Regions from separate parts of the Mus musculus genome. Here all the other regions are linked to region 3. Evidence: chromatin loops called from intact Hi-C (ENCODE). Cell type or tissue: left cerebral cortex. All regions are shown on one strand. Each heading gives the region's core, and the rest is flanking DNA. Links, peaks and the distances in the headings are about the cores only.

Region 1 (7,788 bases), core at 1,237-6,236, 260 kb after region 3:
TTGGAACCTCTGGAACTAGAGTTACAGACAGTACACTGGTGTACATACTCATAAACCTAAAAAAGTAACTGTTTATTACATGCGAGGTACCCACCAAGGTAAGCAAAGGATGAAGTCACACAGCTTCTCACGGAGAGCTAGTGTTTTAGGTAAAGACATGAAGTGGGGAATTTAAGTCATAGAAGTCCAGTGTTAAGCAAGGTTTTTCTGGAAAGAGCTCTCTCTGCCATGAGCCTCAGCGTGACAGGCAGATGTGACACCCGTGGCCCGCCTGAGAGAATTGTGATTATGTCAGTAAAGTGACACTGTTCAAAATTGCTCCAGATCAGACTCTAGGAGGCAACCACAAAATCAGACCACTGTAGCCCAAAGCAGTTGCCCTCTCCTTCAGCAAGCCGTCAGGGATTTACAATACAGCCACTTACCACCACTTCTGCACGGGGGCCATAGTTCTCTGTTCTTCTCATTCTCCCTCGGCCTCCCCGGGTGCTGCCTCTGGCTCCCCGACCAGGGCGAGGGAGGTTACCAAAGTTAATCTCCAGCTGGGATGTGATGTCATTGGCAGCTTTCCGGAAGACGTGAGACTCATCCTCATAGTCCTCCTTCACCATCTGAAAGAGTTATAGGGTCAGACGGGCACAGGCGCAGCCATCTCCACAGATGCACATTTTTAATGTGCTGCCCTGGTGGTCTGTGTGACCCTGTGGACTAGGAAGACCCTGGATGTGTCCCAGCCCTGAACACTAAGACACTGTCTAACACAAGCAAAACAATACTTCAGACTGGCATGAAACTTTGGCGATCTTGCACTCAGGGTCCCAAGCACCGGGAATATATGCATCAGATCCTAGTTAGTCTATTCAGGTAGAAGTAAGTCCTGCTGGATGCGGTGGCTCGCGCCTTTAGTCCCAACATTTAGGAGACTGAGGTAGGTGAATCTCTGAGTTTATGAGTCCAGCTTGGTCTACAGAGTGAGTTCCAGGACAAGCAGGACTATACAGAGATACCCCGTCTTGAAAAAACAAAACCACAAAAGATTTGGCTCATGCTTTTTAAGAACAATCCCTGGCTAAATTCTGCAATGACCAGAAGATTAACATAAAGACATTCACTTTATTGAAACCAAACTAATGAAGCTCGGTGACTCAGCTAACTTGGTTACCTCAAATATTCCAATAGATCTCTGGAGCCAGGAAGATGGATCTGATGTGGTTTGAGGAACTGGCTTCTATTTTTACCTGTTTCCCAGCCTGATGGCACAGTGGTTTCACAGGAAGCTTTATCCTGTCTCTGGTGGAACATCCCAAAACGTGTTAGTAATGTGTCTTAGACTTTGAACTGACCAAATAGAGGACAGTGAGTATGCTGTGTCACCAGTCATGACTGACCAAAGTGCACCTGGAAACTGCCATGATGTGGATCTCAAAGGACCCATAGTGATGGTCTTGGCGGGTGGTGCAATCGTAAAGAGGTGAGGCATGATAGAGGCTGTGTTCTGGATAGAGACACTTGGACACGTGGCTGGTTTTGGGCCACAGTCTGGCAAGCAAATAAGGTTTTCTGCCATCTGTTTGCATTTTTGATGTGACAGGCCCAAAGCCACTGGGCCACACAACCTGAGGCTGAACCAAAGCTTTTCTCACTATAAATGACCTCAGGCATTTTTCAACAGTGCTAGAAATCTAACAAACTTCTGACTGCAAGTCAGGGAGTAATATCCAGCAGGGAAGACGACTGTTCATCACAGCCATCTGCATGGTTTCATGCTGTGACTGACAACAGGAATTCTTACATTCTACACCCGGGTGCTTCAGAGTTCCTTTAACTTCAGCAACAAACAAACAAATGCAATTAAATGACTGATGCTTTTCCCTGGAATATCTCGGTTCAGGCATCTGGTAAAAAGTCTGATGTTGGTCTCTGGAAACAGAACCACGTTGGTAACGTGCTTGCATAGGGACTTGAGTTTATATGCCCAACACTCAATCAAAAAGCTGACTGTGGCAGGGCACATCTATAGCTGCAGCACCAGGGAGGCAAAGACAGTCTTCTTGGAGCTCACTAGCCAGTCTAGTTGCATTGGTGAGGCCCAGGTTCACTGAGATCTTGTCTCGGAAAATAAAAGTGGAGAGTGACAGGCACACGTGTACACACACAGGGATAGAGCTGTATAGAAACCATGCAGAACAATAAGGTCTGCACAACACTGAAGTCCTTAATAATGCCTTCAGGACAGCTGGTTGTGGAATGGTGTCTGACCGTGCTATCAGCAGGCCAGGGGCTTCTCTTTTGTTTCTAGAGCTGGGCAGAGGAAGCAGGGCTATTAAAATACTGTACAAAGGGATCACAGAACTTATGTTCCCAGCTATTGCTTCAACTGATCAACTGACCCATTGGAAGATAAGCACTCATGGTGGTGCACAGCTCAGGGTGCTGAAGCAGGAGGATAGTTTTAATACCAGACCAGGTGACACACTAAAGTCTAAAACCAAAGGACCTGAGAGGATTGCATTCTGATCATCAAAAGGCAGAGCCAGTAATGTTCAAAACATCTCCTCTGTGCCTCTTTCACTGAGAGACCAGACTTTCAAGGCTTCCAGAGAATGTGTAGTACCTGACTGTGCACATGCCAAGTTCTAGTCCTTTCCATCATCCTTGATGAAGCTTGAACAGAAACAAGAATGCCAAGCGGCAGGCCAGCAAGATGGCTAAGTGGGCACCAAGTCTCTATTCCTGACAACCACAGGTTTGACATGTACTCCTCAAATACAAAATAAATGTTTTGGTGGTGGGGAGAGGAGAACAAGAATGCCAAATAGCAAGGTCCTATTTCCACACCCACTGAGACTGGGCTATTATGTGCCTCATGAGGTCAACAGTACAGATTCCCCTGAGACAAGCTTACATCGTCTCTGTATCTGGACTTGTGAATCACCACTGCCTTGGAAGGAACTGTGGACTCTGGCTTCCGAATATTGAACTCAGGCTTTGGTCTGGTTTGTTCTTGAAGGTTTTTCCACTCATCTAAGGTCATCTCTTGGACTTGGTTTTCCTCTTCTACCTCCAACTCAGGAACTCTGAAAAGATACATAATCATAAGAAAGACATTTTTTTTGGGGGGGGCTGGTGGGACCAAATGTCTACTTCAGAAAAGCAAGTTATACTTTTGTGGGACTGTATTGGAAATGTAAATAAGGTTAAAGGTGACCCCAAGCCCTCGGGGTCACGTCTTGTGAGTTCTCTCTACCATCCTATGCCTTCTGCCAACTGCAGGAACAGTCTGTGCTTCACAACAGTCTGGAAATGATGTCATCAGTCATCTCTATCACACTGCACCACCATGGACCCTTCCTGAAGGCAGATGGGCAGTATGAGAACTGTGGGAGAAAATAAGAGATGCTGTGGACACAAGGTAATTGGGAACCACCGACAGAAGTCTTAAAGGAATGGGTCACAGTGCCCACTTTTATAAATCTCTTTAGTTGGTTCTAAAAGGAAAAAAAAATGGTATTTCAGACTTTCTCCAGGCCCATGCCCCAAGCCTCTTCCTTATCACGCCTTTTTTTTTTCTACATTTGTCTGATAACTTCATCATGAGAACCTGTTGAAACGGTTTTCATGTTTTCCCCTCTTCTCTGACTCATGGTTTTAAGTGAGGTTTAGTGATTTATTTTATTTTATGTACACTGGTGATTTGACTGCATGTCTGTCTGTATAAGGGTGTTGGATCTCCTGGAACTGGAGTTACAGACAGTTGTGAGCTGCCATGTTGGTGCTGGGAATTGAACTGGGGTCCTCTGGAAGAGCAGCCAGTGTTAACCACTGAGCCAACTCTCTAGCCCTCTGAAGTGAAGTTTTAATTGTAGACTTTTTTTATATATTGAGAGAGAGTGCTAAGAGTGGAGCTCAGGGACTCCCATGTGCTAAGCAAGTGTTCTAGCCCCATCCTAGCTAACAATTCGAAATGTTTAAAGCAGGCTGGAGAGATGGCTCAGAGGAGGAATTAGGAAGACCTTAGTCCAAATCCCCAGCATCTTGTGCCCTCTTCTGGCTTCTTCAGGTATTGCATGCATGAGGCAAGATAACACAAGTTAAAAGCTTTTCAAATGTCCACTCTGTTAATCATCAGAGAAATGTGGCGCAACCCACGAGGAGTTACACCATTCCATATCCAATGGTCAGCTAGTATCAAAAGGTCAGTCAGGGTATGGAGAGATGGTTCATCAGTTAAGAGCACTTGCTGTTCTTGCTGAAGACTTTGGGTTTGGGTCTTAGCATCCACTTGGTGGCTCACAAGCAGCTGTAGATTTGGTTCAAAGGAATCTACTGCTCTTTTCTGGTGCCACAGGTACCAGGCATTCATGTGGTGCACACACACACACACACAGAGAGACAAAACATTCATACATGTAATTTTTAAAGAAAGAAAAGGGGAGTGTCTTTAAAGGCAATTAACAAGTTTTGACAAAGATTTTTTTTTTTTTTTTTTGGCTGGTGGGACCAAGTGTCTACTTCAGAAAAGAAAGTTATACTTTTGTGGGACTGTATTGGGGATGTGATTATCAACGTAGAAAACAGTCTGGGGGGCCGGAGAGATGGCTCAGTGGTTAAGAGCACTGACTGCTCTTCCAGAGGGCCTAAATTCAATTCCCAGCAAGCACATGGTGGCTCACAACCATCTGTATTGGGATGTGGTGCCCTCTTCTGGTATGCAAGTGTACATGCAGACAGAGCACTCATACATAGAAAAAGGAAGGGAAAGGGGAAGGGGAAGGGGAAGGGGAAGGGGAAGGGGAAGGGGAAGGGACGGAACAGTCTGGTCTTCAATTTTTTTTACAGAGTCGGGTGTCATGGCTCACATCTTTAATCTCAGACCTAGGCAGGCAGAGACAAGTGGATCTCTATGAGTTTGGTGCCATCCTGGTCTACACATCAGGCTCCAGGACAGCTGGGACTGACTACACAGCAAGTTCCAAGACATAGAGATCTTGTCTCAAATTTTTTTTTTCTGGGGACAAGAGAGATGGCTTAGTGGTTAAGAACACTGGCTGCTCTTCCAGAGGATCTGGGTTCAATTCCCAGCAACCACATGGCAGCTCACAGCTGTCTGCAACTCTAGTTCCAGGGGATCCAACACCCTTATACAGACATACATGCAGTCAAATCACCAATGTGCATAAGACTAAAATTTTAAAAATTATTAAATTTTCTGAGAGTTCATATATGATCCAGGAATTTCATACCTGAGAGAAATGAGAACGCGCATCCCTATCAAACACATACATGAATGTTTACAGTGGCTGTTATGTACAGCAGCCTCAAACTGGAAACTATTAGCATGTCTGTCACCTGACAAGTAGATAAACAAAACAGGGATTTTAAAATATAGGCCATAACATGACAGAAATTTAGACATATGGCAAGTGAAATAAGCTAACGTGTCTTCTCTTTTCTGTGTAAGATTCCGTTTATATGATCGGAAGAGGCAAGCTCAAAGACAAAACAGGGCAGTGTAGCAGGTGCCCTCAAACATCAGAACACTGATGAGGAACAATTCAGCTGCTGTCAGAACACAGGGAAGGATGGGTGTGACACACCAGTAAATTGGCTAAGTTGGAAGAATAAGCATGCATTTCAGGTTGTTCACTAAAACACTGGCTTACAGGACTTTAAGCTCTTCCATCAAGTTCTAAGCCTGGGAGGTGAAGGTCCACTGTGGCGGAATGGGGAAAGCCCCAGTGTCAACTCAATCAGCCAGAGCTGGGGTGGCAGGTCATCGATCGTATCAAGAAACGGAATTCTTAAACCATCAACAATGACACAGCTGCTGGGAGATTAGTGTGATTTTAAAGTCTGACAGAGCCACAGAAACAAGAATTCTCCCTGAAGAGTCCTACATAACTCGCTTTCCCAGCTCATAGAAATGAGTGTGTCTGTGACTTTAGTTAACGCAGTCTAAATAGGCACGTTAACTGTGAATCCTATTTTAAAAACACATTCTTAGTTGTTTTGAGCAGTAAATTCACAGCTGTCACAACCGTCAGTCACTGTCACTCGTGTAAGAGATGTAGGGGGCCCCTCCCTCTCTCCTATTTGTAGATAGGAGCATAGCTGAGCATAAAACACAGCCCTCACAACTCCAGTTGATTATTCCTATTAACAAATGAGGGCAGATTAAATAACTGGATCAAACTGGCTCAGTCTGCTCTGGCAGCTGAAGGGGGAGAAAGGGAGAATCAGCAGCAGGGTGAAGGGCAAGAATTCAGCAAACAGGGAAGGGGGGGGGAGGATAAGGTGTGTTCAGAAACGTGAAGTAGGGAGCCACAAAATGAGTCCTGAGAAGGCACGAGAGTGGTCAAACATGAGGCACTGGAGGGGTCTGAAGGGGTCGGAGAATGTGACACTCAGAACGCCCACATGACAGCCACTCTGGTGCAGAGAGAGGCTCGGGAGCTGCAGTGACAGCTGGACGTCAGAAGTTTAGGCTGTGCCGGTGACAGGGATGATTAGGGACACAATGAAGGCCTGAATTGGGGGTAGGAGAGGACTGAAAACTGGACTTCCAAGGGAGACTTAGAGGTTTCTGCTTGGGGAAGCTGATGAGTGTTGATGCTGGTCCGGAGCACAGACACCTGCTGAGGCCCAGGGGGTTGTGGGGAAGCAGGCAAGCAGCTCAGTCATGCTGAGCATGAGGTATCAGTGGCGAAGCAGGCGTAGGTGTGCAGGAGACAGACACACAGACCTCGGACCTCGGACTCGGGTTGAAGGATGAAGGCAAAGATCTGTATTTTGGTGTCAAAACACACATATGACAATTCGAGAGCAGGGTACATAAGATCACATAAAGACGGAGAAAGAGAACAGGCCTGAGGCAAAACTCTAATGAGTTTCGAAGGAGATGCTCAAGGCAGAGGGAACCCAGAGCGCAGTTAGCCAGAGAGCTGAGCTTAAGTCAACACAGATTTAGGTTGAAGTGGCCGCTAGGCCTGGTGAGGTGAGGGGGGAGTATTCAGAGGGTGATGACGACACAAAGCAGGCCTGGAGTTATAGAAACAAGTGATGGAGGAATGAACACAGCTCCGTGTAGGGCTAAGGGGAGACTTTAACATGAGACTGCATACACTTCAACTGTCCAGAAGACCAGAGCTGGGGAAAAAGACATGTACAAACTGAGGGTTGAGAAGGTCAGTGGGAATGACCCAAAACTGGAAGAGGTGGGAGAAGAGATGGGAAAAGGGAAGACCATCAACTTCCCAGCTGTGGAATTTCCATGAGGTGTGGCAATGATGTGGGGAAGTGCTGTCAGGGTCTTGGAGAATCCATGAAGTAGTGATGCTGGACAGTGCTGGCTGGTCTTCTCAGAAAACTGGCTATCAACACCTTACCAGATGCTACCGAGGGGGCTGCAGAGATGGCTCAGAGGTTAAGAGCACTGACTGCTCTTCCAGAGGTTCTGAGGAGTTCAGTTCCCAGCAGCCCCCGGGGTGGCTCACAACCACCTGTAATGGGACCCGATGCCCTCTTCTGGTGTGTGTCTGAAGACAGCAAAGGTGTGCTCGCATATATAAAAATAAATAAATCTTTAAAAAGAAAAAATAAAGATGTTACCACGTGGCTAGTGAGATGGCTCGGTGGGTAACGCTGCTTGTTACACAAGCCTGGTGACCTGAGATTGAGCCCTGGAACCCACATCAAGGTGGAAGGCGAGAACCAACTCTACAAATTGTTCTCTGACCTCCGCGTGCACGTGCGATGCATATACACACACAATAGTAAGAAAGTAACCAA
Region 2 (7,788 bases), core at 1,237-6,236, 120 kb after region 3:
AAGAATTTATATGCGAGCTGACAAGATGGCTTTGCCGGTGAAGGCCTACTATGCAAACTCAACGACTGAGTAAAATGCCCAATTGCCAGATGGTGGAAGGAGACAAAGACTCCCCCCAGTTGTCATCTTGACCTTCACACATGCACTGTGACAGGGGCATACATATCCATACCTATGCAAAAAAGTAAACAAATATGTAACCTTACACATTACAATGTAAAGTCCTCCCTGCCTGCTTAACATTAGATTGGTCTCAGTGGGTCAGAGAGGGAACAGAGAAGAAATGGTTTCTCTCTGTCTTACATTCCCTTGGCTCCAAGCCTGAGGGTCTAAAGCAGTGCTTCTCACCCTTCCTAATGTTGCCACCCTTTAGTACAGTTCCCCATCTGTGGTGACCCCCAACCATAAAACTTTTTTCATTGCTACTTCATAACTAATTTTGCTACCGTTTTGAATTGTACTATAAATGTCTATGTTCTTCAGTGATCTTAGGTGACCCCTGTGAAAGGGTCATTTTGCCCCCAAAGGGTTACTTCCCACAAGTTGATAATTGCTGGTCTAAATGTACTTAGAGACTAGAGCAAAGCCAGAGGCCGGCCTTCCGGAAGCTTGCTCAGCCATCTGGCAAGGTGCCTCCTCCACTTGGCTGCTCCCCACACCACAGGGTGTTAATGAACCCTCAACTGGAAGAAGATTTCTCTTGAGAAGTGAGCCAAGTGGAAACCACTCTTTTAACCTGTTGAAAGCTACACAGGGATTAGGGAAATGGCTCAGTGGGCTAAAGCACTTGCCAGTTCAGCCCTTGAGACTCTCCTGAAGAAGGACAGCAACCCTCCATGTGAATGACATGGTACATACTCTGACCCTCTGCACAAAGTGATTAATTAATTTAAAAAATTATCCTTGGGACTAGAGCGATGGCTCAGCGGTGAAGAGCACTTGTTCTTGAAAAGAGCTAGAATTCAACTTCTAGCTCTCACATGGTGGCTCACAACTCCATAACTCCAGTTCCAGAGCATATGATACCCGCGTTTGACCTCCAAGGGCACCAGCCATGCATGTAGCGCACAGACATACACACACAGGCAAAAACAAACAAACAAACAAACAAACAAACAAAACCTTATACACAAATAAATCTTGAACCAGGCATAATGGTGCATGTTTTTAATCCCAGCATGAAGGCAGATGGATGTCTGAGTTCAAAGCCAGCCTGGTCTACATAGCAAGTAGACAAGGATGGCCAGTACTACAAAGAGAGACTCTATCTCAAAACAAAACAAAACAAACAAAACAAAAAACAAACAAACAAAACAGTTGGGGGCTGGAGAGATGGCTCAGAGGTTAAGAGCACTGACTGCTCTTCCAGAGGTCCTGAGTTCAATTCCCAGAAACCACATGGTGGCTCACAACCATCTATAATGGGATCTGACACGGTCTTCTGGTGTATCTGATGACATCTATGGTGTACTCATATAAATAATAAACCTTAAAAAATCAAATATTAAAAAGTTTAAAGCTATGCAGATTCTGTTTTTATTTTGGTTTGGTGGCTGGAGATGATAGCATTTTTGTGTATAGTCCCAATCTGCCTTGAACTTTCTGGCCTATAATTCAGGAAGGATCCTCCTGCTTTCAAGTGTTGGGATTACAGATATGCACCACCACACCTGGTCTTATGTAATACCACTTTATCAATTGAGCTGTATCTCCAGCCCCTAGAGAATATATTTTTTTAAAAAAAGAATTATTTAGCCGGATGTGGTGGCGCATGCCTTTAATCCCAGCACTCGGGAGGCAGAGGCAGGCGGATTTCTGAGTTCGAGGCCAGCCTGGTCTACAAAGTGAGTTCCAGGACAGCCAGGGCTATACAGAGAAACCCTGTCTCGAAAAACCAAATTAAAAAAAAAAAAGAATTATTTTATATAAAAAAGTACACTGTAGCTGGCTTCATACACACATCAGATCCAATTACAGATAGTTGTGAGCCACCAAGTGGTTGCTGGGAATTGAACTCAGGACCTCTGGAAGAGCAGTCAATGTGCTCTTAACCACTGAGGCATCTCTCAGCCCTGAGAATATATTCTTTATAAAATTTTCTTTCAGGAGTTTGGGAGATAGTTCAGTTGATAAAGAGCTTGCCATACTAGCATGAAGACTCGAGTTTAATCCCTAGAACCTTCCTAAGAAGATAGGTACATATAATCTCAGTGCTTGGGGCTTGCTAGCTGGCCAATGTAGCCTTCCTGGTGAGTTCCAGATCTCAGAAAGAGAGAGAGAGAGAGAAACCTTGTTTCGAAAAACAAGGTAGATCACTCCTGGGAAATAACACCCAGGATTGACTTCACATGTGCACACACATAGCAAATAAAGTAAAACATGGATATCAAGTCTGTTCTGTAGATCACTTTGTCCCTTGTGATTCATTGTCCCAACACAATCTCTAACCTCGATTCCTAAGTGGAAAGGGTGGAATGTGGTATTGGTTTGTCTTGCCATTTGTTTAACAAGAGCCCAGTGATGCCCATTATGTACCAACTTGTATTTTAGGTGCAGTGGAAGGCAGAGCAGTGACTGAAATAGATCCCCTCAGAAAGGTGTCATATTTTACCGGAGACAGAAATGGTAAGAGCTGAAGAGATGGCTCAGTGGTAAAGAGCACTGACTGACTCTTCCAGAGGTCCTGAGTTCAATTCCTAGCAACCACATGGTGGCTCACAACCATTTGTAATGGGATTGGATACCCTCTTCTGGTGTGTCTGAAGATAGCTAGAGTGTACTCATATAAATAAAATGAATATTTAAAAAATTTTTAAAAAGTGAAATGCAGTTGGGCAGTGGTGGCACACGCCTTTAATCCCAGTACTTGGGAGGCAGAGGCAGGTGAATTTCTGAGTTGGAGGCGAGCCTGGTCTACAGGGTGAGTTCCAGGACAGCCAGGGCTATACAGAGAAACCCTGTCTAGAAAAAAGAGAGAGAGAGAGAGAAAGAAAGAAAGAAAGAAAGAAAGAAAGAAAGAAAGAAAGAAAGAAAGAAAGAAAGAAAGAAAGAAAGAAAGAAAGAAAGAAAGAAAGAAAGAAAGAAAGAAAGGAAGAAAGAAAGAAGGAAGAAAGGAAGAAGAAAGAAAGAAAGAAAGGAAGGAAGAAAGAAAGAAATGCATTAGTAAATTATACAGTTATTCACTGAGGAATAACTGAACCAAGACTTAAGGAGAATGACATCAGCACCTGGTCAGTACCTTCCCAGAAGAGAGGCCATGTGTCAAAGGCTCTGAGGAGGAGCAAGCAGGTGAAATTAGGCAAGTGCAGGATTTCAGTATGGTCAGAGGTCAGCTTCAAGGAAAACAGGAAATGATGTCAGGGGTGACAAGACTAGAGTCCATAAATTCTAGGGATCTCTGGCCTATCTGGATACCAGAAATGTAGAAAGGAACTCGTTTGAATGGGTGCAAAGCAGTAGAGGAGCTACCCTGGTCCCACCAAAATGTAACCAAACAAATAAATGTGCGGTTATAAGTTTTCCACTTATATGTAAACAGTGCCCTCTAGTGGCCTTATCTCTAGTAACACCAACAAAGTTCTCTGTAAAACATTCTATTCTCACACACATGTGTAAAGGTCAGAGGACAACTTCTGGAAGTTGGTTTTCTCCTCCCATTTGGGTCTTTATCAGCTCAGACATCTCGCCAGCCTCTTTGTAAAATATTGCACCTGGCAGTTGTGTGTAAAAAGCTGGTTCTTCATACCATGTTGACTGCTATCTTTTCATTAAGTGAGCCACTCTGGTATGTGAAACAGAACAAGAATTCTTGCAAAAGTACAGTTTTTTATGCCCTCCTTTGTTTGGAGTAATGACACAGAGACGTGGCATATTTAGGAAAATCTTCAGGCACTAACTTGGGCAGATTTCAAGCTATTCTAACCTGACTATGCTGGCCTGACCTACTTCTGAGCCACATAGCCTGTTACCTGCCATCTTACTCCAATTCTCTGTCTTCATTCATGTCCTGATAGAACTCTCCACCTTCTACCTGAGACCCCCTCTCTCTCTTTGTCCAGGCACAGAAATCCCACCTTATCCTCTCTCTCTCCTTCCCAGCTATAGGCTAGTCAGCTCTTTATTTAACCAATCAGGAGTTGATAGAGAACAATGTTTTACAAAATACTGAGTCATTCCAAAGTCTAGACTGCAGTCAGATCTCTGGGTACAGAAATCAGCACATGAATACACAGTGCACATGAGTACAATGCACATGAATCACAGTGCACATGAATCAAGTGCACATGAATACACAGTGCATGAAAACACCCCCAACAAATTCTGATCCATCACATTTTCCACCATGCTGGATTAATTCACATAAACCCATATAATATTTTATCTGACTTCTGAACAGTAAGTTGTGATTTTGTTTTGTCCTAACATGTCAGCTATCTTTGGGAAGACTTCATGATTTGGGGTTATAGAGAACAACACACAGGTCAATGTCTCCTTCAGAGTTAGTGCAACAAGGACAGCACCCAGAGTCCAGACAGTTTCTACTATTACTGTGTTCTTTTCCACCCGAACCCTAGTTCCAGAATAACAGCTCAGATGATTATCATTTATTTTTAAATGCCTAGGCCTTAAGCTCATAGCTCAGTTATCCAGTTTATATTATCCTATGTCTGTCACCTGGCTCGTTACCTCTCCTCAGCTTTATACGTCTGACTTCCTCCGAGTCCACGTAGTGAATCTCTTACACTTAACTCTTCCCCAGAGTTCCTCTCTCTCTGTCAGATGTCCCATCTTCTAATCATGCCTCAGCTTTTTATTGACAAGTGATACTTCCACAGAGTACATGAGATTATCCCTACATTCTACAGTTAAAGTGCTTTGTTTATTAGAAAGAAACTGGGTCAGGACATAGCTCTGCTTACCTACTGCCAAGCCTGACAACCTGGATGCAATCTCTTGTGCCCCACGTGATGGAAGGACAGAACTGACTCCCACAAGTTGTCCTCTGATCTCTACACAGGTAGTGTCACAATGTGCCCACATGCGCACATACAGTAAGTACAATACAAATTCTTAGACAGAGGAATACAGAGCTGACTGAAGTAAAAATGCAAAATTTGTTACCGAGATCAAAGGTTGACTCAAATAGAACCCACCTACAGGATAGAAGCCTTAACTGTGTTAGGAATTCTTTCTTGTATGCACTCTTTGTGCGTGCTTTATTTGTTTCTGTGGTCTCCTTTGAAGAAACAGGCATAGAAGGGACTTACTGCTCTGCCTACAATGACTGGTCCTGATTACTGAGGAGAACAGGGGACTAAGGAAGTGTCTGGAAAACAGGCTGTCCCATAGAATGTTTAAAGACAATGGAAATGAGTTTGGTCACTGTATCGGGTAAAGACCCACAACCAGCTGAAGTGGCTTCTCTGGGAAAAGGGAATACAGAATGGGAAATGTAAGGCGGTGATTACAAATGCCAGGTGCTGGGCCTGGGAGATGGCACTGTAGATAAATGCACTTGCCATGAGTTCAATATTTGGGATCCACACGATGGAAGCAGAGAGCCAACTTCCAAAAGTCCTTCGACTTCCACACACAAGAGGAACTTGTATATACCCACAAAGAGACAACACACACACACACAAAATAAATAAAATGTAATTTAAGTTTTATTTGTTATTTTTTTTTTTTTTGAGACAGGGTTTCTCTGTGTAGTCCTGGCTGTCCTAGACCTGTCTTGTAGACCAGGCTGGCTTCGAATTCAGCCATCTGCCTGCTTCTGCCTCCCAAGTGCTGGAATTAAAGCGTGCACCACCACAGCCTCAGCTATTAATCTAAAAATTTTAATGAACTGTTATTTTTAATTTCTTCCTCCCCACCCACTCCTCCTCTGTCTCTCTCTCTCCATTCCTCTGTCACTCTTTCTGTGTGAGTGCAGATGCCTGCAGAATCCCCAAGAAAGTGTCAAGAGTTACAGGCAGTTATGAACATTTGATGTGGGAACTGAGAATCTAACTTGGGTCCTCTTTCAGAGCAGTAGGCACTCTGAACAGTGCCTACTGTGGGTGCCAGAGTATCAGATACCCTGAGACTAGAGTTGTGAGCTGCTATGTGGATGCTGGAAACTGAACCCCCTGGTTCTCTACCAGATAAGCCAGGGCTGTTAACCCCTGATCTATCTTTCCAGTCCTTCTTCAGCATTTCCTGTGTTACGACTGTAAAGAATATGATTTTTATTGGAAAGTGTTGTAGGCAGTAGAAAGAGGGAGTGCCTCAGCCGCACCTCCCATAGCACTGTCCCCTCCCTTGGTATTCAAACTGGAAGAACGGTTTGGAGTGTTTTCCTTCTGTAGCTCCGTAGCGTCCCTTGTGGCCACGCCTCCGAAGGGTCGGCCCCGCGTGGCCCCGCCTCCAGTCCCCTCCTCACCCTCGTGACCCCGCCTTTCCAGTCTCAGCCCCGCCCCTCCCCCTTAACCCCGCCCCCCGCGGTCGGTGGCTGACCTGAGCGGTCGCCCTCCTCCGCGATGGCCGCGCCGGTGACGCGGCAGGTCAGCGGCTGCGCAGGCCGGGTCCCGAGCCCGGCTGGCTCGGTCACAGAGCGCGGGCAGCCGCTAGCGGCCGCCGTAGCGGAGCTGCCCGTGCTGGACGCGTCTGGGAGACGGGTGACGTTCGGAGCGCTGTTCCGAGAGCGGCGAGCCGTGGTGGTGTTTGTGAGGGTGAGCACGGGTAGGGCGGGAGGGGAAGTGCCTCTCGTTGGCCGCCCAGATCCTGGGCCGCGGCGGGTGCAGCACCTCGCCTGGAACCGACCGCCCGGACCTTCTGGAACCTGGCTGCTACCTTGTTGACGTGCTCTTCTGCATGGTTGCCTTTCAGCATTTCTTGTGTTACGTCTGTAAAGAATATGTCGAAGATCTGGCCAAAATCCCCAAGAGCGTCCTCCGAGTAAGTTTCCCGAGTGAGCAACAGCGGCCGATGCAGTGGGGGTGAGCTGTGGGTGGGTGGCCCCTCCTTCATCCTCTGGGGCTGCTGAGACCCACGGGGGTCTATTTCTGTCCTAATGCGCTCTTTTGCGCCCTCTTGGGATCGGACTACCATAATTTTACCTGGTAAAAATGCCTGTGTCAAAATGTTGCGTAAGAACGCAAAAAATCAAAACACAGACAGCAACTGTGTTTACAACCCAAATAGTAATCCATTATAGGAAAATGTAACGTATATTAAAAGTGCAGCTTTGCGTTTTTCTTCAGTCGCCAGAAGAGCTTTGTAACTGAAGACACTGGGCATTTGTAAAACTAAGATCTATTTTCAGCACACATTTACAGGATGAGTGAGGAAAAAATTAAAAACTTCTGCCTGCCCTTCTATTCCTTTTGTTTATAATACACTGAAGCATCTTTGCGTTGTAAACATTTTTAATATTGTTGGCATAAGTTACTCAGCATAAAGAGAAATGGGTCTCGTGATATTTTCATACATGCCTATTCTGTTATTATATGTGGTCACCCCTTCTTGCTGCTTCCCTCCTCCAGAGCCACACTGGTCATCTTTGTCTTCTTAATATTCCTTTACCCTCTCATTCCCTCATGCATCTAGACCTCATCCTCACAACACCCTTTCTACTCTACATAAATATGTGCATATAAACTTAAGCCTAGTTCTGCATGTGAGAGAAAACAATACTATATTTGTCTGTCTGTGGCTTGTTTGACTTGGCATAATGTCCATTTCCACTCATTTCCTGCAGTTCATAAACATTACCTCATTCTTCATAACTGATTACATTTCCCAGTG
Region 3 (7,788 bases), core at 1,759-6,758:
GGGCTGATCAGGTTCTGACAAGGCCCCTCATCGTGGGGACTGTTCTCTAGCCTAACCTGGAGGTGATAGCCCCTTTGATGGTCTCTGAGGAAATGGCAGCCTGGTGGGGTGGAATCTGTCCTGCTCAGGCTGTGCCTGTCAGAGTCACATGATTTGGTGCACTAAGAGTGACTGCCTATCTTCTGGGCCTTTTGGGATTCAGAGGAAATTCCTGTTTTCCTTTCCTCTTTTTCCCTTCTCCCAAGGTACTCTAGAGCATGCACTGTGGATCATATTACACAAGCCAACAGTGCCACCTACTGCCCACATTTTCTGACTCCATCTTGAAGGAAGGCTTGTAGATGATCCATGAGGAGATAAAGCATTGGATCCTGCAAAGAATTTATTACACTCAAGAAGTAAACAACTCAAAGGCTTCAGGAAGTCCCTAAAACCCACCAGATTTACTAGGCATCCCCTGTCCCCAGCTTATATCAACTATAAGTACTGCTAAGGGTCATTATCAGGTAAGCTGAGCTGCCTGAAGGTTGTACAGTGCTCTCTCTAGGTTTCCAGCTTTCATCAGCTGAGTTACTTCTGCTTCTATAAGTAACCCAAATAAAGCTGTTTTGCCAGGTTGGATATTGGTGATATTTGTACCTTGGTCTGTGATATGTGTTTTTTGTTTGTTTGTTTTTTGTTTTTCGAGACAGGGTTTCTCTGTGTAGCCCTGGTTGTCCTGGAACTCACTTTGTAGACCAGGCTGGCCTCAAACTCAGAAATCCGCCGCCTCTGCCTCCTGAGTGCTGGGATTAAAGGCGTGTGCCACCACACCCAGCTAGATATGTGTTCTTATATTCCCCAAAATAGTGTCACCCAACAGTGGTGGAGGCCAGGGGTCAGAGGCGATCTGTCACCTGTATGACTGTATGAAGCCTCTCTGCTCCAGAGAAGGAAGAGAAGATCAGGCAGACACTATTTCTAAGTGACCAGAGGAAAAAATCAGAGGTCAGCTGGAAAAACCTAGAGTCAGCTAGTGTTCCCTCCCTTCCTCTCTCTCCCTCCTCCTCCTCCTCCTCCTCCTCCTCCTCCTCTTCCTCCTCCCTCTCTTTCTACCCCATGCAGACCCTTGTTAATACTGCAACCTGCTCCACTGTAAAAAGTTCCTGCCACTCATAAACACATAAAGTCATTTGTGCTTGCTTTTCTTTCTTTCTTTCTTTCTTTCTTTCTTTCTTTCCTTTCTTTCCTTTCTTTCTCTCTTTCTTTCCTTTCTTTCTTTCTTTCTTTCTTTCTTTCTTTCCTTTCTTTCTTTCTTTCTTTCTTTCTTTCTTTCTTTCCTTTCTTTCTTTCTTTCTTTCTTTCTTTCTTTCTTTCTTTCTTTCTTTCTTTCTCTTTTCGATTTTATTCTCCTCTGTATAAGTCTGATTTACCCCGGAAGCCATCAGGCTTGCTCCTGTCAAAGAAGGGCACCCACTCTTCCAGTCCCTCCATACCCTTCAAACCCAACAGAAAAATGCTGCCTCTCTCAAGTTCCATTCAGAGAAACACTCCTCTGGAGAGCTTCCTTAATCCCCAGCAGAGCCCTCTGACCATCTTCTGCTGAGGATGGGCTGAGATTCTCTCAGGAGTCTGGGATGGACCAGATCCACCTGATGAGTGATGGAGGTGGGAGTCAGGCTTCTAGAAGGAAACAATTTGAAAATGAAAGGGGTGTCATGTCCAGGACTGAAAAGACAGAAGGTAGCTTTGGAATCTTATCCTAGGCTAGTGCCTAGGTTAATAATGAAGAGAGACCAGGAACCAGGTCACAGTCAAATCCTTTACCTGGATGAAGCCTCCTGATAAACTAGGGCCGTGCACATTTTGTTACTAGTTACAGACTTCCCAGTGCTGGGTGAGGACTTGGGGGCGCAATCTCTGCAAATTCCTCAAATTTGGCTCCCTTCTGGAGACAAAATGTAGCCTGTGAAATACCGTAACTCAATACAAATGGCAGCATACAAAGAAATATCATTAAGTCCCACTTTATTAAACCCACCAAGTATTTTGGCACTGCAATAAAACACAGCCCTCCATCAGTGTCCACTGGGAACTGCTTCCAGAACCCTGCAGAATGACTCTGGATTCTCCTGCATTTGTCTATTCTTAGCTCTCTCACTACTCACATCTGTCCTAAGACCTGAAGTTGGATATAGTGGCATCGACCTGTAAACCTAGCTATGTCAGAGACGGAGAAACATGAGCTCCAGGAAACATGGTCTAGATATCAAGACCAGTCTTAGAAAAGAGGATGGGACTATAGCTCTTGCAGAGTACCTGTCCAGCACACACAATCCCAGCACTGAAGACTCCAGAATCAGTGGCTCACACCTACAATCTCAGCACATGATGGGTAGCAGAAGGATGAGTTCAAGGTCATCCTGGCCTATATAGTGAGTTTAAGGCTACCCTCAGCTACACAAGACTGTGTCAAAAGCGGGGCAATCTATATTGTATGCATACGGGTAGAAACTTTTGCCAAGTCATTAGAGTTTATTATCCCCAGCAATTGCCTTTGTCTGCTTTGATATCAAACTATACCACATTTTTTTATCCTGTTACTTGTAGAAGTTTGATATTTATAATTCCACTCTGGAAAATACCTGTTTCAGTTCCTTTTTAATACAAGTAGCCACCTTTGTTCCAGCTAGAACATTTACTCTTAGCATTTAAATTACTATGAGCTGAGGATGGTGATACAGGCTTGTGACCCAGCACTGGAAAGATGGAGACAAGATATCAAGATCATCTCTGCCACAAAGGGAGTTCAAAGCCGACCTTATCTTCTCATCTTGAAAAGATCAAGCCAGACAGGGGTTGAGGGAGTGTAAAACCATTCTACTATATGCTGTATATTTGTGCTTTGTTACAGGTATTACATGGTTTTCAACTGTGCCTACTCTATTCTACCTTATCACTTTACAAAGTACCAAGACGTGTGGTTACTGCACCGTCTCTAGTGAGTCCACCATCTGGAAACCCACAGATGTTTTCTGTTCCTTTCACTGTTTCCTGTGTGCCTGGTTATCACAGAAGTCTTTTTAAAAGAAGAAGAGAAAGGTTTTGCAGAGGTCACTGAAGGCATCGGTTTAGAAATCACCAAATGGGCTACCTTTTTATTAGCCTGTACCTTTAACTATTTCCAAACAGAGTCCAGACACAAGCTACCACCTGTGTGTACGTAAGAGCTACAAGAAGTCAATGGAGCTCAACTGTCCTTAGAATTTGCAAAGATGTGACCAGAGAAATAAACAGAGGTCGGATTATGAAGGCATCATAATCCTGAAAACAGCATCTGCGCTCTTCCTTGTAGGCATTCAGGCCAGGAGCCAGCCCTGTTAGTCACCTCTGTGCTGCCAGGACTCACAGAACAACCAATTCATGTCAGGCCTACAACAAACATTTTAAAAATATGACATCTCTCCTATGTGTGTATATTATATACATGCATGCACATGTACATACATATGCATATATACACATATACACACATATATGCATTTTTTTGAGACAGGATCTTGCACTGTAGCCTAGCATGGCCTTCTACTCTTAGGAACCCTCCCACCTCAGACCCCTGAGTGGGGTTACAGGCATACACCACAACCACTACCAGATTTTGTTATGTATCTGAATAATGGATAGTTAAGATCCTATCTAATCCATCCCTGAAACGATATCCTGTCTTAGTTGTTATATAACCCTGCAGTAAATCTGAATGGCCAACACACAAGTCCTTTTATCATCTTCTCTCTGCTCCCCCCTCCTCGACATCGCAGGATCTAGACCAGTGGTTCTCATCCTGTGGGTCTTGACCCCCTTGGGAATCACATGTGAGATATTTACATTATAATTCATAACAGTAGCAAAATTACAGTTAATGCAGTATGACAAAAATAATTTTATGGTTGGGGCAGGGGGTCACCACAACATGAAGAACTAAAGGGTTGCAGCATTGGGAGGTAGAGAGTCACTGTTTTAGACTCATCTTAATATATCCCTATGAAATAAAACACAAGCTGGCTGAGTCACACTGGAATTTATTTACTGAGTGGATTCCAGGAATGTCTGCTTCCGCATCTGCAAGGCAGCCTCAGGCTCACTGACTGACCCACCCGACATGTGGGAAGTGTGCTTCGGGAACTGGACTGTCCATCCCTGGGCCTCAGCTTCTGGACTCTCGCTCCCAAATGAGCACTCAAGTCCCGTGAATAGCATGGGAAGCCTGAGGACCCAAATGGCCTTCACAGGAGGCCTCTTCTGAGTACCTGACCCCTGTGAATCAAGGCCCACCATTGTCCTTTCCCTAACAGCAACAGACAAGGTGCAATTAGACAGAAACACCCAGGGCTTTTATATGAACCTCAAATCCTGACCCAGTGGAACCAAAACTAAAACATGTCTGACTTCCCAGCTGTGTCCCCGGTATGAAGACAGCTTATACTCTGTGCTTCCACCAGGTGGTGCTGTAGTACCAATGTCCTTGAAGAGGGGACAGAGCCTGACAATCATCTCTAAGGCCGGGTGGCACCACTGAGGGGTGGCCCTGGAGAAGGACACAGCTAGCAGTTTCTGGAGGCTTTGTCTGTAGGACGTGAGTCTCTTTCTCTGCTGGGATGAACATCTCACGGTTCTGCCTCCCAGAGCCCAGCCCTCAAGCACACTAAGGAGCAGGACCAGGTGTGGTATATATAGCCGTGGGGAGGCCATGGAGGCAAATCAGAAAGAGGTGCTCCTAGGGCGAGCAGGAAGGCCTGGACCAGCATCTCACCCCTCTGGGATGAAGGGCCGAATCAGTTCTGGGTTCAACAGTGACTCCTCAAGAGGTCGATCCACATGGAAGTCGTGGACATGGGGGGGCCCTGGGTGAGCCTTGGGTGCAGGTCCCCCTGGGCGCTGAGGAATTGGCAGCTCGGATGGATGGGCAGGCAGAGGCGCTGTGAAGAAGTACTGATGCAGAAGGGCCTGGGGGTAGCAAGAAATCCAGTCATTATGTATCCCCAAAATCATTCAACTGACTCAGCAAACCTTGCCGACGTGCCTATGTCTGGAGCACTGTCCCAACAGCTGGGAACATTTCAGTGAGCCAAAAATTCTTGCCAACAGAGGAAGGGGTGGGAGACATAAACCAGAGAAAGGGGCAAAATGCACAGTATGTCCCCGGCAACAAAGAGAGCTTGTGGTGTAGCTAGCTATTCCTTCCCAATTGAAACATTCCCTCTGGGCAGGAGGCTCCTTGAAAACACACAAGTCCCAGGAAGTACCTAATACTAAAGCCCGACTCAGGTCAGATTTGTTATCAGTGTCCTTTCTGCAGTGAACAGACACTCGTTCGTGTCTCCCAGGACAAACCATATAATAAAGCTGGGTGGAAAGGCTGAGGAGGACTAGAGAGATGCTGCAGGCTTTGAAGAGCTGGGTCCCAGGAGCACAAGCCCAAAGGAAAGCCTAGGGCTTGAGAGGAGCAAACACAGGAGGGCTAGGAACACAGCAAGAGCAGTCAGGGTGAGAAAGAGACAACACTCACACCTGCAACTGCAGGCAAGACCCACTGACAAGGGGGAGGGGCTGGACAGAGGGCAGGGGTCACTGACTTCTCTCCCGAAGCCTCCTGGAGAACACTCCATCAAAACCCCACCTCCAAGGGTTCCACCCTACGCGGGTTCTAAGCGTCTCTGGCTTGGCAGGGTCAAGGGTCAACCTTTAACCCTACCTGGGAGGCTGCAATACGCTGTCGTGGAGGGTAGAGGAGGAACTGGCCCAGCAGGTCCAAGGCCTGGGGAGAGGCATCAGGCAGCACCTCCTCCAGGGGCACTGGTGCCTGCTCCTTGAAGGAGATCTTGTTGTAGTCAGGCAGCTCTGTGATCTCCTGAGCCCAGAGGAGAAAAAAAAGGCAATGAGAGCAGCCCCGCCCACCACCCCTTATCAGGCTCTCCCACCACACCTGATCCAGCTCTCCCACCTGATCAGGTGTTCATTCTGTTCTTCATTCAGCCCAGAGTCCATCACCACCCACAATGGCTCTCTCCTTCAGCTCCCCCCACTCTCTAAGGCCTGCTCCTTGCCCAGCTTACTGAGACCAGATAAAACCTGTCCCTCCTGCAGCGCCAAGACTTTGGTCTTCATTGGTCAAGAGGGAGTGGGGCCCAAGACACCTACATAGGGAGAAGCCAGTTCCTACTGGGGAACAGAGCAAGTGTGGCCCCTCCCCAGCAACAATGGTTGCTACTAACCGGCCAGACTCGAGGACTCGGGGTACCCAGGATGCGAAGCACACAGCACAGTTGTTCAATGTCGTTTTCGCCCGGGAACAGGGGGGACCCATTCAACAGCTCTCCCATGATGCAGCCCACAGCCCTGTGGATACAGAGCTAAGCGGTGGGAGATGTCACACGTGAGTGATCAAGCTACTCACACGAGCTTTAACACCTCACATCAGGATCAAGGTCCAGAGGTTCCCAGGGCAGCCATGTATCATTCCTCCACAGATATCTAGAACAGAGTCCTGCAGCTCCAGGACTCTTAGAGCCTCATGTCTGGGCTACCCAGCTCCTCCTCGATTTGGGGGCGGGGCATAAATGCAAAATAACCCAAATCTCAGACCTCTGAACACCACAAACTATCTCCCTAGTCCCCCAAAATGCTGAACCCTCATACCTAGGGACCCAAGCTTCACTTTAGCTCACAACTATCTCATCCTCAATTCAGATGACAAAACATACTACATGCCTTGTACCCCAGACTACCTTACCCCATTCCCAGAAGCCTCTCACCTGAGACTAGCCTCCTAACCCTCCCCACACCAACTCAGAAACATCAGCGTGAAGAACACAGATCCAAAGCTGCTCAGACTACTCTCTAACCAGACAGAACATCCCCACAGCCCACATGACCCTCACCTGCCCCAAGTATCTCACCATAGGTCAACGCCCTGGTCATACTGCCGAGCGCCATACAGGAGTTCAGGAGCTCGGTACCACCTGGGGGAGGGGAAAAAGGGGTTGAGATCACAGCTGGATTGTGCTGGTCTGATAAGAAGCTACATCCCAGGCCCACAGCCCATGCCTGGACAGAAGGTGCAGACGTATCTCTTCCCCAGTGAGAGGGCTGGCAGGGATAGAGCCCCACTACCTGGTGGCCACCTGATGTGTGTAGAGGCGACCACCATCCGGAGAGAAGACCCGGGCCAGGCCAAAGTCAGCTATCTTGAGCTGGCCTGAGGCACTGATGAGCAGGTTAGCAGGCTTCAGGTCCTGTGCATACAAAAAAGAAGCATCAGTCCCCTGTACCTAGTCAGGGCTTCGGGACAGGGGGATAGGCAGCCAGGCCCCCATTTCCTTTAGAGCCATACCTCTGGCTGCTTACTTCAAGACCCTCTGACTGCACCCTCTTCAAGGACTAGCTCACCCCGGCCCAACAAAGCCCATACTGGTACTAACCCGATGCACAATGTTGTTGGCATGGCAAAACGCAACACCTTTGAGCAGCATCTGCAGGTAGCTCTTGACTTGTGCTGGGGCCAGGGGCCTCTGGGCATGGCGCACCACCTCTGCCAGGTCCGACAGCATAAATTCGAAAGCCAGCACAAAGCCCGCACCATGTGGGAACACAGCCTTCAGCTGCACCACCTGAGGACAGACATCCCATAAGCCTCCAGAGTCTAGACTGGCCTCCAGCCCTCCTTGGCTCCCACCCCGCTACCAGCAGCACCAATAGCCCAGGCCCTGACAGAAGACCTGGCTAGGCTGAAACAGGGACCAGGGAGCTCAG

What was found. Peaks named below come from ENCODE experiments on the same cell type or tissue, not always from the same donor. Only the 100,000 strongest peaks of a DNase experiment are listed, where the experiment ranks them.
Region 1: a loop joins it to region 3, with 2.6 times the contacts of the local background. A loop is called at or near these places in 9 of 42 quality-filtered maps.
Region 2: a loop joins it to region 3, with 9 times the contacts of the local background. A loop is called at or near these places in 37 of 42 quality-filtered maps.

What each region holds. Positions count from the first base shown.
Region 1 is chr13:64,177,396-64,185,183 of GRCm38, reverse strand. It overlaps Habp4 (hyaluronic acid binding protein 4), which reads right to left. Exons shown (of 8, transcript NM_019986.3): 6 at 2,906-3,077; 7 at 426-611. Among named protein-coding and RNA genes, the nearest start is that of Habp4, 19 kb to the right of the region's middle. In left cerebral cortex, for the core only: CTCF peaks have their summits at 4,050 (motif pointing left) and 4,699 (motif pointing left); a DNase peak (open chromatin) is centred at 4,048.
Region 2 is chr13:64,311,418-64,319,205 of GRCm38, reverse strand. Gm31128 (a long non-coding RNA gene) reads left to right here. Exons shown (of 3, transcript XR_382570.2): 3 at 2,551-2,656. Prxl2c (peroxiredoxin like 2C) reads left to right here and starts at 6,496. Exons shown (of 6, transcript NM_025370.3): 1 at 6,496-6,713; 2 at 6,871-6,939. The coding sequence starts at 6,522. In left cerebral cortex, for the core only: a CTCF peak has its summit at 3,543 (motif pointing left); DNase peaks (open chromatin) are centred at 3,539 and 4,979; H3K4me3 peaks cover 384 bases; H3K27ac peaks cover 271 bases.
Region 3 is chr13:64,435,976-64,443,763 of GRCm38, reverse strand. It overlaps Cdk20 (cyclin-dependent kinase 20), which reads right to left. Exons shown (of 8, transcript NM_053180.2): 3 at 7,458-7,646; 4 at 7,150-7,271; 5 at 6,936-6,998; 6 at 6,252-6,375; 7 at 5,732-5,887; 8 at 4,043-4,983. The coding sequence ends at 4,786. Among named protein-coding and RNA genes, the nearest start is that of Cdk20, 7.3 kb to the right of the region's middle. In left cerebral cortex, for the core only: a CTCF peak has its summit at 4,469 (motif pointing right); a DNase peak (open chromatin) is centred at 4,494; H3K27ac peaks cover 227 bases.